Regions from separate parts of the Mus musculus genome. Here region 1 is linked to region 2. A link is a contact called in ENCODE Hi-C or POLR2A ChIA-PET data. All regions are on one chromosome and are shown on one strand. Each heading gives the region's core, a stretch centred on a gene start or an enhancer-like site at or near the end of the contact. The rest is flanking DNA. Distances are from core to core; before and after follow the strand shown.

The links. A loop is a pair of places that touch in the nucleus more often than their neighbours do. ChIA-PET counts read pairs that join two places held with the same protein, here RNA polymerase II (POLR2A).
Region 1: a loop to region 2 is called in a map of v-Abl transformed pro-B cells, with 3 times the contacts of the local background. The contact joins the enhancer-like site here to the promoter of Yars2 in region 2. A Hi-C loop is called at or near these places in 2 of 37 maps with a recorded cell type or tissue (both v-Abl transformed pro-B cells). POLR2A ChIA-PET finds 5 or more read pairs at or near these places in 1 of 5 experiments (embryonic stem cell).

The regions. Positions count from the first base shown.
Region 1 is chr16:16,910,482-16,914,074 of GRCm38, forward strand. Ppm1f (protein phosphatase 1F (PP2C domain containing)) reads left to right here. Exons shown (of 8, transcript NM_176833.4): 3 at 458-600; 4 at 3,553-3,593. Among named protein-coding and RNA genes, the nearest start is that of Ppm1f, 16 kb to the left of the region's middle. Within about 2 kb of position 1,628, at least 2 of the 3 ENCODE cell types and tissues checked have a DNase peak (open chromatin) inside an H3K27ac peak, as active enhancers do.
Region 2 is chr16:16,300,646-16,304,467 of GRCm38, forward strand. Yars2 (tyrosyl-tRNA synthetase 2 (mitochondrial)) reads left to right here and starts at 2,320. Exons shown (of 5, transcript NM_198246.2): 1 at 2,320-3,102. The coding sequence starts at 2,339.

The sequences.
Region 1 (3,593 bases), core at 378-2,877, 610 kb after region 2:
TCCGTCCCTGTCCTGCACCTACATGGCTGCCCTCATGTATCTATGTCTGTGTTTACACCTTTCACAAGCCAGTCGTACTGAAGCAGGCATCCATCCTACTCCAGCCATAATCTCATCTTTCTTAGTGCTATCCACAGTAAACCAACTTACAAGAGCTCCCATCTGAGACAGTAACCTCAGCATATAAAATGGGGGATACAGTTCAGCACTTAACATGCCCTGCTCCCAGGGGTTACCAGCTTGAGCATCAGGGATCCAAGCTTCAAGGATACCTTTCCAACACATCCCAGCAAATGCCGTGCCCCTGGTGTTGTGTAAATATCCATTCCGGGTCCCTGAAGACAGAGATCACCTGCTTGTGATGACACCAAGAGGAAGGTATGAGCCATCATCTCCATCTTCAAGGTGGAGGATGCCAGGAGCTGCTCCAGCCCCGCCTCTCACATCTTCTTCCTAGGAACGCTCCCCCATCGTTTGCTGTGGCTGTGACCCACGAGGCAATTTCCCAGCTGCTGCAGACAGACCTTTCTGAATTTAAGAGGTTGCCTGAACAAGAGGAGGAGGAGGAAGAGGAGGAAGAAGAGAAAGCCCTCGTGACCTGTAAGTTCCACTCATATGGCTCTGGGATTGTTTAACAAGTGACAAACTCAGATTGACACTAAAGGTCAGTGCCAGCGTGCCATCAGGACAGCAGTGTTGGAGTTCAGCAAGAGCACGATGTGGCATAGAAAACCTGCAATGGACTGAGCAGCACGTGGGTCAAAGGCGGCCAGTGAGACGGTGGCCCACCTTTGTGCTGTCTTGATGGTGCTTCAGAGCACATAGAAATGAGTGGTGCCTGTCCTGCCTTACACACGAGAAGTGCAAGGTGTTGGTTCACAGCCACACAGCCAACCTCACCTGTACTCACTGTCCCCCTTGGCTAACACGAGGCCCTTAGCAGAGTGGCACATCCACCTCGGGGAGGGGGCAACTGTTGTCTAGGTCCCCTGCCTTGACTTACCTTAGTTGGGATCATTAGATGTCAGTGATCCCAATCATGAGGTGACGAAGATGGACATTTCGTGTCCACTGGCTACAGCCATCAGTGAGTTGAGCCCTACAGTGGTACACCAAACCAAAGGAACCCAGGAACAGAACGGGGAGCAAACGCCAAGAGGCCCCAAGACCACTTGACAGAGCGTTTGTTTATAAAATCCAGGCTCTTTTTCTGCATGACTCTCTTTCCTCCTATTTTGCTGCAGTACCAGAAGTATTAGGAGGGAAGTGGTGGCTGCAGGTATGCACACAGGATGTGGGCCGAGTTTCCAGGCAGTAGAGGGAGCCTCTCTTTGCCCAGCTTTAGGCCATGTGTAGAAGGACAAAGAACACTGTAGGAGAAAAAAGAAACCTACTTCAGCCTTAGCACTTGCGCCTACCAGCCACTCTCCTCACCCCCCATTTCTGGCCCCTTCCGCAGCTCCCTGCCAGCCTTCAAGCCAGCATGGCCTTGCCCCCTGCCTAGGAGACAACTATCCATAAAGACAGGCGGCCATTGTTCTCTATAAAGCCAGCAGACAATCCAGTCTGGCAGCAGCTGCCGCCAAGGCCCATCCTTACCCCTCCAGCTAGGAGACAGTATCACCTGCTGGTGGGAAGGAGAATTGCAGCCGGCAAACCAGGCCTTAAACCCAGGCGTCTGGAGAAGGGATGTGCCTTCCCCGCCTTCCCTGCCTGTCCCAGAGCTGCCATGCAAGCCTAGGCTTGTAGCCTTGCGCACTGTTGCAAGTCTGTTGTTGGCACGCTGTTCTTGCCAGCTGTCTCAGCACATTCTTTGAGGCTTATTGCCCCAGGCAGAAATGTGACTAAGGCACCTCCATGCCCACCTACCAGCACTTCCCTGTGATTGTTGTGAAGATAGACCTCCCGGGCAGTTCCTAAGGCTCAAGACTATAGCCCTTGGCCAGAAAATCAGGGTAGGACTCCAAGAGCCTGAGGCTGAGCATTACCGTAGGGCTTGCCATCTTCATTTTTAATTGCCCATTCTTCCTCTTGAGCAAAATTCAAGTCTAAACCTATTGCTGGAAATAGCAGTGTAACCAAAGGCTAAAAAGAGACAGCCCAGGCCTAGAGGCCCAGCCTTGCTCAACGTTCCCTCCATACCAGCAGTCTCCAGGAGCAAGGAGACCACAACAGCTCTCCAGGTAGTCATGGAGTCTACCTGTGTACAGAGGAGGAAATGAAAGACATGAGAAGTAATGTGGTTAGGGATGGGCTTAGACACAGGAAACTTGAGTTCTTCAGGGTCCCATTTAGAGCTGTGGTCCCTAGGCTGGGCCTAACAAAGTCAGTTCTCCAGCTCCTCAGCCTCCACTCCCACAGCTGCTGCTAATAGTCCCCAGCATGATGGCTGCAGCAGACTAGATGGCCTGCCCCCAAGCAGGCTTGTTAGACTTACCCTTCTCCCTGCTCATTGCTTTCCTCCCATGCCTCCCTCCAGCCTCTTCCACTCCTCCCGTTTCTTCCATGGCCATACTTCTGACTAAGCACACTTCTCCCAGTTCTCCTTGTTCCTCTGCTGTGGCCTTTGATACTTGAACCCTCTGGTTGGGGGTTGGGAAATTGGGGTGGGACTTTTGTTATTGATGTTCTAGTTTTTTCTACCTTTTACATGTACATGTACATTATTTTGAAATAATAAGTATGCATGCAGTGAATTATGAGAAATAACAGAGATATCCCGACTATATATACACGACCCCGTTTTCCTCCTAGGAACATCATAGAAAACTATAACAGTATGTCACACACAAGATCTGAATATGGTCAGACACAAGCCAGCTTCCTTATTGCAAGGATTCTACATGTAACCTTCCACAGGCCACTAACTCTCCTTCCCTGCTGTAGCCAGTCCTTAACTCCCAACGGTGACTAGTTTTCATCATTTCAAAAAGGCCTATCACTGGAATCGCACGGCCGACAGTTGGGGTTAGTGTCTTCCACTTGGTGTGATTCTCTGAAGATGGACCTGGCCACTTCACTCAGTTCTCCTGGACCCTTACCCAAGGCTCAGCTAGCTGCTGAGCCATTTATAGATTGGAAGCTGGACAGATCACAGATTTGGGATATTACAGATGTAGCTGGTATGATTCATGCACTGTTCTTATGGGAACAGCCCTCATTCTTCTAGGATTCATGCCCAAGAGTACAGTTTTTGGCTTAGAGGATAGTTGTATGTTTAGTTGTGAAAGTTATTTCTAGGAGCAGCTTAAGTCAGAACAGGCCAGAATTCACTTACTCCCCTGCCATTGGACCTGTCATATTTCTAATTAATGGACAATTACCAGACACTTTGGTCGCTGGCAGCAGACTTTCTTGCATACTTCATAGGTCGGTGTGCCGAGCTGAGTGTGCCTGGGAAGTGAGGTGCTTGACTAGTGGGCCCCGTGTAGGCTGCTGGGAGGAACATTTAAAACCTGGGGACATGGCAGGAAAGGAGTATATAGGAAAGTAGCTAAGCCTAAACTGCGTGGCTTTACTTTTTGGTTAACAACTCTCCATCATGCCCATCAGTACTAGATGCCAAAGGCCTGGCACGGAGCTTCTTCAACTGC
Region 2 (3,822 bases), core at 1,070-3,569:
AATACCCAACTGTTGCCCTGCTCTTTAAAGTCACAATACGTAGGTATTTGTTGTATTAACCCAAACTTGCAAGTGAGAGATTTTTCCCAATATTAAGTACAGTATCTGTTAGGCTTTCAGAACTTCCTGCAATGCATCTTACAGTCTGTCTCTGATCAAAGTGCAGATCAACAGATTCTGACTAGAATTTTAAAGATATTTTGAGTAACAATATGAGAGAACACTCTAGCTATTTTCTACCAGTATTAGAGAATATTACCAGTAATATTACAATATTACTGGCAATGAGAAATTAAACTCACTGATAATTAGATGAGCAAATACATTGATTAATCAAAATAACAAATTTATAACCCACTAAAATAAATGTCTTCTTCAAATACCTTAGTATTAGGACATGGAAAGATCTGTAGCTAATGGTCTGGGGATGGGTCAGGATCCTCTTTCAGGAACGTGAGTGTTGTTTGTCTTCTGCATATGACTCTTAGTCAAAAGGCTTGCCCAAAGTGTGGATTTCTCTCCAAGAGCATTCCATATTTAAAGATTAGCCGGTAATAAAGTGAAACAGCCTACCTCCTTGTTTCAGTTTGGAAGACTATGGAAGGAAATCTCAGCTCCTGACTTCCTCTGGGATACTGAATGACTCTTGTCTGGCCTGAGCTTTCTATTGCCGTGATAAAACAATATGACCAATGGCCTGGGAAGAAAAGCGTTTATTTCACTTTACAGCTTATAATTCGTCATTCAGGGAAGTCAGGGCAAGGACTCTAGTCAGAAAGACTCCTGAAGGAACTAAAGCCGAAGTCATGAAGGAGTGCTACATACTGGCTTATTCCACATTGTTTGATCAGCCTGATTTCTTTTAGCACCCAGGACCACCAAGGGTGGTGTTTCTTTTGGGACCCTGGGACAAGAGACTCAGGTGCATATTTTACATATGAAAACAGATCTGGCTTCCAGGTTCTCTCAGCATCCCTAAGTCTCTACCTGGCATACCCTATCCCCAACCCTGTACATTCCAGCCCAGGGGATGGGCTGCCCTTCCCTCAGACGCTCTTTGCTATACAATCTACACATTTTGCTCTCTCTCTCTCTCTCTCTCTCTCTCTCTCTCTCTCTCTCTCTCTCCCCACCCCCTGCCACAAGCCCTTTCTCCCCCCCCCCATGGCGACCCCCCCTGGCCTCAATTCTAGGGGGACAGTAAATCTGCTTTATAATCTAATCTGGTTTGAATTGGCTCATTTTACCGGAGAAAGGACCTATCAAGAGGCACCACCCACAGTGAGCTGGTCCCTTCCACATCAATCACTGATCACCACTGGCTTGTTCATAGGCCACATTGGTTGAGGGCATTTTCTCAGTTTAAGTACCTCAATGACTCTAACTTTGTCAACTTGGCATAAAACTAGCCAGCACACCTCTACTGCAACTTACTCCTGGCTCAATTGTTCTCTGTCTCCCTCCATAACCCCTACTTCTCTCACAATGGTAGGTGATGGCCACAAATGGCACATTCTCAATAATGCTACTCCACATAAATCAGGGAGTTTTGAAAGTATGGCCCACGTCTACTCATATATGGAAATGTCAGAATAAATTCATTATTTTGTACAATTTGTGTACGCTAATTAAAATGTTTAAAGAAAATTAGTCAGAATCTACAATGGGACTTGGGGGCTGGCTCACCTGCCATACAATTGCAAATGAGAGTCCTCATCCTGGTGAGAGGATTCCTAAAAGCACCTAATATGTTATGACTTTGAATGACTCCAGTTTTTGTTATACTAAACACAGGGAGTTCTTTCCTGTTTTGACTTTCCTCTTGCTAGGAGGAGACTGCCACCTTCAGGACACCCACTAATGACGTGTGTGTGTGTGTGTGTGTGTGTGTGTGTGTGTGCGCGCGCCTGCCTGCCTGCCTGTACTGTGACGAGGCTCTCATTAACTGGGGAAACTGGTACAAAGAAATTTCGTCTCCACTCCACTCCGAGTTCTTTCTACAGGTCCAAGACTTATGGGACTTGAGCATCACAGCTTTTGCATGATCATTTAAACGACAGTAAACATTTGTCGAGCGCTTACTACACCGCCAAGTGCTTTCACCACAGCTGTGAGACAGGAAGTACTATCACGACATCCTCACTGAGAAAACGGGAATGAAATGATAGAGGAACAGCGGGGGCCGCAAGACGGAACTCAGTCGGTCCACATTCCAGGACTGCCTACAGCACCAAAGCCTAACAGGCCTCCCGCTACGCCCGAGCATGCGTAGAGAGACACCGAGGCGCCCGCGGTCGCAGGGCGACAGAGGTCCAGCATGCCTTGCGTGTCCCGCAAGATGGCGGCGCCCATGCTGAGGCGCCTGTGCCGCGTTCCGCAGTCCCTGGTCTGGCTACGAGGGTCGCGTGCGGTGCGCCCGGGCGCGCGGGGAATGCTGGTGGCACCGAGGGCCCGCGGCTTGTTCAAGGAGTTCTTCCCCGAGAGCGGCACGAAGACAGAGCTCCCCGAACTCTTTGACCGCCGCAGGGCGGGCTCGTCCCCCCAGACGGTGTACTGCGGCTTCGACCCCACGGGCGACTCGCTCCACGTGGGGCACCTGCTAACTCTGTTGGGGCTCTTCCACTTCCAGCGAGCCGGCCACAACGTGATCGCGCTCGTGGGAGGCTCCACGGCCCTCCTGGGGGACCCCAGCGGCCGGACCAAGGGGCGCGAGGCGCTGAGCGCCGAGTGCGTGCGGGCCAACGCGCACGCCCTGCGGCGAGGGCTCGAGGCCCTGGCGGCCAACCACGCGCGCCTCTTCGCGGACGGCCGGCCCTGGGGCTCTTTCACGGTGCTGGACAACGCGGCCTGGTTCCAGGAGCAGCACCTGGTGGATTTCCTGGCCACGGTGGGCGGCCACTTCCGCATGGGCACTCTGCTGAGCCGGCTGAGCGTGCAGTCGCGTCTCAAGAGCCCCGAGGGCATGAGCTTGGCGGAGTTCTTTTACCAGGTGCTCCAGGCCTATGACTTCTACTACCTTTTCCAGCACTATGGATGCCGGGTCCAACTGGGCGGATCAGATCAGTTGGGCAACATCATGTCTGGCTACGAGTTCATCCACAAGTAAGCTGGAATTGTTAGAGCCTACGGAAACCCGGGGACGAGTATACAGAAGTAGTGTGTTATTCGTTAGGAAGATTGTAAGTTAGAGCTGGGAGTTAGAGCTGCTGGAAGCAGACCGATATTCAAGATTTGGATTGTGTCTGTTTTCCCTAAGTCGCCTTTAGTTTCTTTAGAAATTGTTATTTATCCTGAAAATAATTGGACTTCTGTTTAGAACCGTGTGCACTAATTTAGCTTTTCGCCTCCATAAAGATTTTCACAGCGTTTTCTTTTTTTAAAGATTGATTTATTTATGTATGAGTGCTCCATCTCTATGTAACACCTGCATGCCAGAAGAGGGCACCAAATTCTTATATTATATCCCACATGGTTGCTGGGAATTGAACCCAGGATCTCTGGAAGAACCACTGAGCCACCTCTCCAGTCCTCACAGTTTTCTTGAGGAACATAGATTATATGGCTGGTTCGTGTGCTACACGACAAAACTCATTTAAAAATATTAAAAGCCACCTTCTAAATGTACCTCCTGGTATCCTTTCGCCCAACTTTGTCATTTTTCTACCTGATCCTTCAAAAATCAAGTCCTGTTGACCTGCTCAGGTGCATTCCTCAATTGCACTTAAGCACGACACATGTAGATATAAAATGCGTGTTTTTATGGTTCTTGAGGACCTGAGTCCAGACTGAGAAAGGGTTTTAAAAACATATAGTAAGTAACCA